2 separate regions of the Homo sapiens genome follow, and region 1 is linked to region 2. A link is a loop called in an ENCODE intact Hi-C map of the cell type or tissue named here. Cell type or tissue: dorsolateral prefrontal cortex. All regions are shown on one strand. Each heading gives the region's core, and the rest is flanking DNA. Links, peaks and the distances in the headings are about the cores only. Region 1 has its middle 370 kb from the start of LINC02233. Region 2 has its middle 160 kb from the start of LINC02477.

Region 1 (5,402 bases), core at 201-5,200, 210 kb after region 2:
GCAGCTACAGTAGATGATGTCTGGTGCTCATGTAACTACAGAGGCTTCCTCCCTAGTGGTTGATGCTGTCAGCTGGCACGTCTTCCACAATCATCAAATAGGACCTCTACTTGCAGCTACTTCAAGTGGCTGCCTGGCTTCTTTATAGCAAGGTCAATGTGCTTCGAGAGAGCCAGAAAGAAATTATATAATATCTTTCCTTCCATAGTCACAAACCCACCAAGATTCAAGAGGAAAGAACAAAAATCCCCACCTCTTCAAGGGAGGAACATCAAATACATGTATTTGAGGGACATGTAATAAATCAACAAATTATTCACATTCCTCCTATATTAAAAAAATCAGGAATCCAGATGAGGTAACATTTACTTGTCATCTTACATAATGCAAAATCAATTCATATGCCTAATAATCTTTACTTCCAAACAAGGATTTTGACCTCCTGAGAAAGCTGCAGCTTTTAGCCAATTAAATAGTGACAGACGGAATTAAGACCTAGGACTCATCTAAAGTCTCATCCTATCATTGTCACCAGACACAGTTTGAGGTCCACGATCTTGTCATTTAAATCAAATCCAAGATGAAATGAGGCTGATGGTTTGGGTTTGCTGAGAACAACTCCCCTGACAATATTCCTCTCAACTTAACAGCCTATGAACTAAAAAAGACAAGTTATCTGCCCTATGCAAACTTCATATACAATAGTGTCATTATAGTAATAGACACTGCTATTCAAAAAGTGGGAACCAGAATGAGTGCAGCAGTTACTGGCGTGCAGCAATTCAGAGACCTAGCTGGGCACATATTGGTAGATTTTTTTTTTTTTTTGTATTTTTAGTAGAGATGGGGTTTCACTGTGTTAGCCAGAATGGTCTCGATCTCCTGACCTCGTGATCCACCCGCCTCGGCCTCCCAAAGTGCTGGGATTACAGGCGTGAGCCACCCCGCCCGGCCTCTGCTAGATTTTTTTTATAGGGCCCTAGTACTGTTCCCTGGGAATGATCCTTCATGGCTCTTGGCTTCATTTCTGAGCTGTTGATCCAACACTTTGAAACAACTATCTTTTCTTCATAAGGAAACCAAGCTTGCAGCTGGGTACTCTTCGCAGCTTACTCAGTGTCCAGAAATGTTGGAAGTGCAAAAATTTATTTTAAACCTGTACACTCTATTTTCTTTTAAGTCCATGTTGGCAGTGTTTCCAAAAGAAACAATATCTTAAAAACTTTGTGTGTTTTCTATCAATCTTACTGGAGTTCACTTCTTTATGCAAAATAAAAAACTATCAATTGATACCACACATGCCCTTCTTCACTGGGGCTCCAGTAAAACGTGCAGGACAACGTCCTCGAGATTCTTAGAGGTTCTGATGTTAATGAAGAGGATTTGCAAGACATGCCCTTAAGAGCCTTAGAAGGCCTTTTATCTTTCTAAAAGTTTCTATGAGGTGCCACCTTATATTTCTCTGAGGTCCTCACAAAGCACCTAACAGTCCTGCTCTGGATGTGGCATGGAACGCGTTTTATTATGATTTTTTTAACTTGAAACATATGTACCATCCAAAAAGCAACGAGAAACACTTTAATGTTTTTAATTGAGCAAACTGTATCTCTTATACAAATCTTTTCAATATTTTTTGAAAACTGCAGAGTTCCTTTTTTTAACTTTCCTCTCTCTTCTCACATTTGAGTATAGTCAGCTAGAAAGTCAAGTGGTACCTTTAATAGTCTGCCTGAAAATCAGCGTAGTTGTGCTCTCAAGTCCTTTAGTTACATTTCCTATTTTCATGTTACCACACATGTCAGCGTCACCAAATTCTTTGCCAAATGAGGGTCCTCTTCTAGTTTTACAGAATATTTTGTTATCTTCCTTCAAGCCCCCATATACTCCTGATGCCCTTTAGACTTCTGCTTACCCTCTCCTCACAACCCTAAACTTTCCCCGAAACACTCCTGGATACCTTTCATTCTTGTCTTGTTCCAAAGCCAATGACACGAGTTGTGCATTTTTGTTACAGCACTTTCAAATACAAAAATTGGTTTAGTTACTATTGCTTAGTAACAGATCACCCAAAAAAAGTAGTAACATACATTTTATTATAACCTTTCATATTCCTAAGGGTCGAGTGGGTTCAACTAGGTGATTCTCACCCAGGATCTCACAAGTTTTATAGTCAGGTGGACGCTGGGCTGGCTTCGCCACAAAGTTCTCTCCCTTCACTTATCTTGAAGTGATGCTGACTATCATCTGGAACCCCATCTAGTGCTATTGGCTGGAGCATCTCTATATGGCCTATTCATATGGCTGCTAGGCTATCAGAGGTTGAAGGCTGTGTTTTAGTGTGAACTTTCAAAAACCATCGGGTAGAAGCTCTATCTGATTTAGCCTCTGAAGGCATTCAGCATTTCTTCCTAAACAGTCAAAAGTCCATCCAGATTCAAGGGAAGGAAACATAGATTTCACCTTTTGATGGGAGGAGTGTCAAAGGATTTGAGGACATTTATGACTTAACACTACAGTCGGCATATGGTAAACTACTTTCAAACTCTAACATATGCTCTCAGTCCATTTTCATATGATAAAGAGATGCTTTGCTTACTAGAAAAAGAAACTCCAGAAAATTTGATTTTGAAATAATTTTTTAATATACAATTGTTAGTGGTTATTCTTGATGAAAGTGAAGGTACTGAGTTATTAAAAAGCCTGTCCAATATGGTGAAACGCCGTCTCTACTAAAAATACAAAAATTAGCCAGGCATGGTGGTGCACGCCTGTAATCCCAGCTACTCAGGAGGCTGAGGCAGGAGAATCACTTTAATCCAGAGGCAGAGGGGTTGCAGTGAGCCAAGATCACACCACTACACTCCAGCCTGGGCAACAGAGCAAGACTCTATCTCAAAAAAAAAAACAAAAAAAAAAACAAAAAAAAAAAACAAATGTGTGTAAGAGGAACTTCTAGACTGCTATATCTGGGTATAGGTTAAACAGGTGCATTCACGCTGCGAAAATGTATGAAGCTTTACCTTTGGAATTTGTGCATATGTATACATAGATAAAATATTTCAATCAAAGCTTGCACTTAAAGATTATATAAATATATCTTACTTTCCTATGAACATTCACTACAATATTAAACATTAATTCCTCGGTTAAAAAAATCCCAAAGAAGAAGAATCATAATTGTGTCTAGTTAGAGTTTAAACTAATGAATAGTTTAATAACTGGCCTGGTCCTAAAATTATTTATATTTCTGTGTATTCTGAAAGTTGTAGCACATAATCAGTTAACTATTTTAAATGTAATATTTAATAATTTTAGAAAATATCTCTGATGATAAAAAATGTGCAAGCACACAAAAGTTATATACTAGAATTATCCAAACATACTTATATCTGATTGAGGCAATTTAATATTGCATCACAAAATCAAAACCTATTGTTTCATATTATAGTTGTTAAAGAAAAGCTTTTTATAAAGTGAAAGAAATTTATACTGGTTTTGGATTTTTGCCACCAGGATATTACCCTGTCTGAAATAAAAAAATTGTAAAATGAGCCAGCTGTTACTAAAGGACTATAGCTCAAATGTGTTTGAATAGCCTTCTGCTTTTCCATTCGCTCATGTTATATATCTTATAGTGATTTTCACAATAACATCCCACATAAACCCACGAGTTAGTCATAAGGCGCACCCATAATAAATCTGGAAGGCAGATGGCAAACATTGCTCTTCTGACTTTGATCACTTTAGTTCTTCTTTTGTCTCTGCTTGGAGCTCTTTTATCTATACTTCTTCAAATGTTAAGAAAAAAAGTATTAGGTTTTTTTCTAGCACTTTTAATTTTAGCTTCTTACATCCAGCCTCAGGATTTATAAACACTTTAACAATAAAATGTCTCAGATTATAGACTAAGACTTGGATCATAGATGCCTTATAAGTAACAGATTATCAGCTATTGTTCATATAATGAGAGCTGGATAAAATCAAGATAAGTATATATCTTTAAAAATCATGTTGCTAGATGTCTACATACCAATTTGATATTTTTAAATTTTAAGGAAAGTAAGAAATTGTTGTGCCATATATAGTACTAAGGTCTATCTGGTGACATAGCAGGACAATAATAGGTAACTTTAGCTAGGATATAGTATACAAGACTAAAGAAATCAGATAGGTAAGTTTAAGTGTAGTCAGAATATAGTATATAAGGCTAAAGGAATCAGGTAGATATCTTAAATAAAAGGAAAGTTAATGAAACTGAGAAATTTCAGAATTATCTAGGTAATTTTAAAAGACATCCCATACAGGTAAAAAGTTACAGAGAATTTTAAGGTCTCAAGTGTCAAGATAGAAAAAATCCACATCTTAAAAAAAAGGGGAGTAGATATTGGCACCCATGAGCAAAAATAATAAAATGTACTGACCCATTTTAATATTTCCTGCTGGGCTCATAAATAGAAACAGAATACTAGATGATAGTAGTTCTTTCACATCTTAGAAATTTTCACCTTAGTCCAGAAAAATGATCCAGCTCTAATTTTTTAAAACTATGTAATTCTTTAGTTTATTCATCAGCTGTCATTGCAGTAACATGACATGAGAAAGCATCCCAGCACCCAGTGGTTTAAAACGGTGCAACACTATTCTCATGGGTATATTGGGGTGGTTACATGTCGACCTGTGGTGACCACACACCACACATTGCAGATCTAAGAGCTTTCATCTGATCTACATGTTTCTCTTCCTCCTTAGACCAGTAGTCTAGCTAAAGCATGTTCTTCTCCAAGTAATTGCAGAGGCATAAAGGAAGTCCCAATCATAATGAAACATTTAAAGTCTCAACTCATGTCCCCTCCACTAGCAGACAGATTATTAACCAAAGCATGTCATATGGCAGAATTCTAATTCAAAGTGTAGTGAAATAATCCACTGTTTGTGAGAAAAACTGAAAATTCATAGAGCAAAGGAAGTGGATATAGGGAAGAGTAGAGAATGGGGGCCTTAATTCAATGTACAACCATGGTTCCATCTTAGAAATGAGCACTTTTTCAGGGGAGAGTATTCTAAGTCTAGTTTTAAGTTCCTTTTAGGTTTCATCAACCCAAGATGGATCCAAGATTAAAATGGGAACTTCTAAGACATTAAAAGGAAGATGATTAATTCACATTAATACCCGTATCTAGATCCTGTTTTATGAAGGAAAGATATTCACAAAGTTTTGTAAAATATTATTTTTACAAATGCACCTCAATTTAGAGAACATCTATCAATGTTACAAGTACATACAAAGTGTTCAAATGTCTATTCATTCATCTATAAGCTCACAACGTGCACATAATATGGCGGTAATATACACAAATAAATATATTTGCTAATTAAAATTATATATTCTCGAGTCACCTACT
Region 2 (5,402 bases), core at 178-5,177:
TAGCTCTTAGGTTACCAGAATGTTGTTGTCCTGTGCACAGATGCAGTAAACAATCTACCCCATAATATATGCCACATGTAGTGTTTCCCAACACAGCTCTAGCTGTATCAAACACCTCATCTCACTGAATTATGTCAGGTGCTAGCTCTCCTTCTTGATACAGAGCCTCAAAATTACTCTCAAGAAAATAGATCCTTCCGTTTATGATTCTTTCTCCCCTATGGAGCTTCCAGGGTAATACACTGAGCTCACTTCTATGGTGTTTCTTCATCCCTGAGATTTTGCTTCTCAAATCTCCTGAGCTTTTGCCCTCTAAAGACCAACTCCTGAATCTTTAACCTAGTATTACTCCTTTCCGAATCTTAGGATTCTATTCCCTATACCTCTGTGAACTGGCAAATGTCCTTAGGGAAAAACAAAGTATGGTGAATATGTGGCTGTCCTCCTAGTGCCTCCCTTTTCCCGGGAATTTTATTCTTTCCAATCCTGGCTGCATTGACCTATCCTATCCAGTGCCTTCAAATAGAGGTTTGATGCATTTAGTTCAGTCTGGACAGCTATTTTCAGTGAGAGTTGAGTTCATTACAGGCTATTCTGTCATAGTCAAAACCTGTAGTTTCTATTTGGTATGTGTGTAGTATATATATTTAATATTAGGGATGCATATGTGTGTGTGTGTGTATATATATATGTGTGTGTGTGTGTGTGTGTGTGTATGTGTGTATATACTACACACATACCAAATAGAAACTACAGGTTTTGACTATGACAGAATAGCCTGTAATGAACTCAACTCTCACTGAAAATAGCTGTCCAGACTGAACTAAATGCATCAAACCTCTATTTATTATTATATTATATATTATACATAATATATAATATATTATATATTATACATTATGTATAATATATAATATATAATATATTATATATTATGTATAACATATAATATATAATCTATAATATATATTATATATTATGTATAATATGTAATATATATTATATATTATGTATAATATGTAATATATATTATATATTATAAATATATGTTATATTATGTATCATAGATATTTATATTATTAAATATATAATAATATATATAATATATATAATATATATTATATAATATATATAATATATTATATAATATATTATATATACTATAAATATATTAAATATATTATATAATATATATTATATATAATATATATAATATATTATATATATTATATATAATATATATTATATATATTATATAAAATATATAAAATATATAATATATATAATATATATAATATATTATATATATTATATAATATATATTATATATAATATATTATATATATGTAAAATATATATATGTTTCCCCCCACAACACACCTTTTAACCTGCCTGTTTCTTCACAAGGTAGTAATTTTGACCCATTCATGAAAGCTTCCCAAATCAGCTACACCTTGGCTGGAAATATCATCTACCATTGTTCTTCAGCATGACTATTTTCATAACCAAACTACATTCAATAAATAGAATATAAGTATTGATTTATGCTTGATTTGTTAATTAGCCTTTCTTCTTAGCTGATATACCAACTAAGTATTCTATAATTGCCACATCCAAAGGGAAAAAATGATTTTCTATTCTAATGTTGAAGTCTGACTAGTCAGATACATTGAATTTCAGGGGTGTTAACAATTTAGTTACTACAGAGTAATAAAATGGACAAGTCCCACAAGCAAATGTGACACTTTTCTGGCAATAAAGATAATTTTCAAATACTGTTCCAAATATTTGAGATATCTGTTTTCAATATAATAACTTGAAGAAAAACAATAAAATTAGGTTGACTACTTGACCTTTTTCAGTCTTTTTTTTTTTAAATGGAGTCTTGCTCTGTCGCCCAGGCTGGAGTGCAGTGGCACGATCTCAGCTCACTGCAACCTCCGCCTCGGTGGGTTCAAGCAATTCTCTGCCTCAGCCTCCCGAGTAGCTGGGATTACAGGTGCCCACCACCTCACCCAGCTAATTTTTTTGTATTTTTAGTAGAGGCAGGGTTTCACTATGTTGGCCAGGCTGATCTTCAACTCCTGACCTCGTGATCCACCCACTTCGGCCTCCAGAAGTGCTGGGATTACAGGCGTGAGCTACCGCGCCCGGCCCTTTTTCAGTCTTTAACTTCATTTTCATATAGCTAATTGGCTATTTTTAAGGAAGCCTCCCTTTATTTAATGTTTTATGCCATTCTTTAGTCAGATTTCAACTAAAGTAAATTTGGTAAAGAAAGTTATATTACACAATTTATTTTACTTTGTATGTGTCAACTTCTTGTCTACTTAGTATATAAAATAATCATTTATTTCCTTCAGTCTTGAACACAATTTCTAGGATGCCCTTGGTATGCCTTAGAAAGTATGTGTGTATGTATATATATATATATGTGTATATATATATATATATATATATATGTGTATATATATATATATATACACACACATATATATGTGTGTGTATATATATATATATATATATATATATATATTTACTTTTGCTGTTGCATATGGCAGTTGTTCAGGTATGTCTAGAACTATAATGTCCATCTATTGAGTACCTATCACCTGAATTTTAAATTTTGGAAGACCTGAATACAAATAATTATATCGTTTTGTCAAAACATAGTTCACAGCAGATATGGATTTCTCCATAAATATTTATTTCAATATGAGAAAAATATATTTGTCTGAGATAATGTATAATACCAGATAATTATTACTCATTGGAAATGTGTGTGACTTTTCTTGAGTTAGTACTTTTACATTTCTAATTAAGGCATTACATTTTGTTTTCTTTTTTCTTTGCTAACCTTTATTTCAGTGATAGATATTTTAGAACAAGTTGAGAAAACCTTTTTTGCTTTCAATATTGCTCTTCCTCTAGGGACCATAATCAATAAAACATGGAGACTAGAAAAATAAAAGGAAAAAAATATAAAGTGTTTCATTCCATAATAACTTACTGTGGTCTAAGACCTTGCAATACTTATCCATAATTTTTTAAAAAGATAACCCTTTTCTCTCAAGTAATAGTACATCAACAGTATTATGTACATTATTATATTTACTTACAGGTGTATATATTTTAATACCAATATACATTTATTCACATTTATAGTAAAAGAGGACATGTCCTATCCTGAGTCATATACCTAGGAACAACAGAAAAGGACAAAAATCAACAATGTTTCCCCAAGAGGGAGGACAGGAGCTAAGAGAAATGGGAAGAAATGAAAGGCAATGTCTCAGCCCACTGCAAGAAATTTGGTTTTATTTTAAGATTCAGGAACTATGGCAGGGCTTTAAGCTAATGAAGAGTATGACCTGATTTATGTTTTGAAAATGTCATTATAGGAGCTGTGTGGAGATTAGATTGGGATGAAAGAAGAGTGAAAATGGCGAGGCCAGCTAGGAAGGTACTGCAGTAAGGCAAGTGAAGATGATGCTGGTAAAGAATGGAATGGTAGCTGTGGAATTTGAAAGAAGTATATAAATGTGATGTAAAGTTTGCATTCGGAGCTAACAAAACTTTCAGATAAATTGAGTAGGGGGGTAAAAAACATGATCAAATCGGATATCCAGATTTTTGGCCTGAGAAGCTGTGAATGTGAGCAGCTTGCATTTTGGCTATTTGAGCTCCTTTGTTCTTTGTATCAACCGGAAGATATCTGGGCACTTTCCAGGCATTGCCTCTCAAACACTTGCGTGGCGAACCACAACCATTACAGATGTTCCACTTCATTAGAATAGTTATGGGCTTTCACAGTTTAAAAATAGTCTTGGCTTTAGTGAGGGAACATAAGCTGCAATCAGCCTCTTTCTGAGAGGGCCTGGTACAACTGTTCCATACATATCACTCACTAAATTCTTTTCTGAATCACCATCTTCTGCTCCCAATTTCTGAGATTGTAGTCCTTTCCACCACTCGCCAGATTTCTTTTGGGGATATTCACTCAAAGGTCTTCTCTTTTGCTTAGCAGGATTTCAAGTTTGTATTTCAAGACTTTTGTGAAATTATTTACATTTTATATTTTTCTGCTATTTCAAAAAGATGCAGGTAAAAATGTGCACACCCGTGCACAAATCTTGAATTCAGTCTATAAATGTGCTCATCAACCAGTATTTTGATTGATTCTGTTCTAGAAACACAGTTCAGGTAGTATATCAGGATTCTCTTTGGAGTTTTGTTGTTGTTGAACATTTGTTGGTTTAGTTCAACAGCCTCTTTAAATCTAACACACAGAAGATTCTATATCCCCCTTTAATAATAGTTTTCCATCTTGCCTATGCCTCAAAATCAAGTTGTTTTGCAAACATAGACATGCCCAGGTCCTTCTCAGCTGTGCAGAATCGAAATTGTAAGGACATAAATCTGAAACTGTATTTTTATTAAGTTTGCAAGCAACTATGATGAACAGCTTGAACTGAGAACTATTACCTTAGGGAGATATGACCTTCTACTTCTCTATCATTTTAGAATTATTTTATGTAATGAGTGATGTCACCCATGAGACTATGTTGTAAATATGATCCGTGTGAGGCAGAAAATAAGTTGGATAACTTAGCTACTGATTTAGATAATTTGGATGCAGTCCTTTTTAACTCCACAAATTAGGAGATAATCATCCCTCTCTGTGCAGATGACATGGTTTCATTATGAAGCAGCCTTAAGCTATTGAACCTTTCACTAATTATTGTCAGGATAATAGCTTAGCAGCAGCTGAGCTGAAAAAAAGCCCTAATGTTTGGTAAATATTTTCTAAAGTTTCACCGGCTAATATTATACAGCCTCACCCAGAGGTCAAATTATTTATGACTAAATTGTCAGTTATTCTTCAGGGACCCAAATAGGTTCCAATTGGGGTAAAATTGTCCAGTTGGAAACTTTTAACCTTACATAGTTAATTATCTGATAAGAATCCCAGCATCACACTCATATTTTCACAATTGCAATGTGGATTTATCTGCTAAGCGTTTAACATGGAAAGCAGAATAGGTACAATACAAGAGGATGAATGAACACATTATATTTCAAAATAATGTGTATTGGCTTGAATCATACTCCAGGTACTCAGTGACCATGTGATGCTGATCAATTAATATATGCCTTTTGATCCACTATTCTCATCTCTAAAAGAAAATAGCAATACATTCCTACAATAGTTATTGTGAGGATCAAATAATCTTATAAGCAGCAGAGTTGCTAGCATATCATCAGGCTCCATCTCTAGCAGCTGTTAACATTATGCTCATGCTAACAACAAAATTGCAACACCTGCAGATCAATGATTCCTTTTCTATTCTTCTTGATGCACCCACTTATTTTCCTAATATCTCCCCTTTTCCTCCTTATAC

What was found. Peaks named below come from ENCODE experiments on the same cell type or tissue, not always from the same donor. Only the 100,000 strongest peaks of a DNase experiment are listed, where the experiment ranks them.
Region 1: it touches region 2 in a loop (4-fold over the local background); 1 of 110 quality-filtered maps calls a loop at or near these places.

Annotation. Positions count from the first base shown.
Region 1 is chr4:160,142,032-160,147,433 of GRCh38, reverse strand. No RefSeq gene overlaps it. Among named protein-coding and RNA genes, the nearest start is that of LINC02233, 370 kb to the right of the region's middle. In dorsolateral prefrontal cortex, for the core only: no CTCF peak of the experiment used is centred there; no DNase peak of the experiment used is centred there; H3K27ac peaks cover 495 bases.
Region 2 is chr4:160,352,132-160,357,533 of GRCh38, reverse strand. No RefSeq gene overlaps it. Among named protein-coding and RNA genes, the nearest start is that of LINC02477, 160 kb to the left of the region's middle. In dorsolateral prefrontal cortex, for the core only: no CTCF peak of the experiment used is centred there; no DNase peak of the experiment used is centred there; H3K27ac peaks cover 945 bases.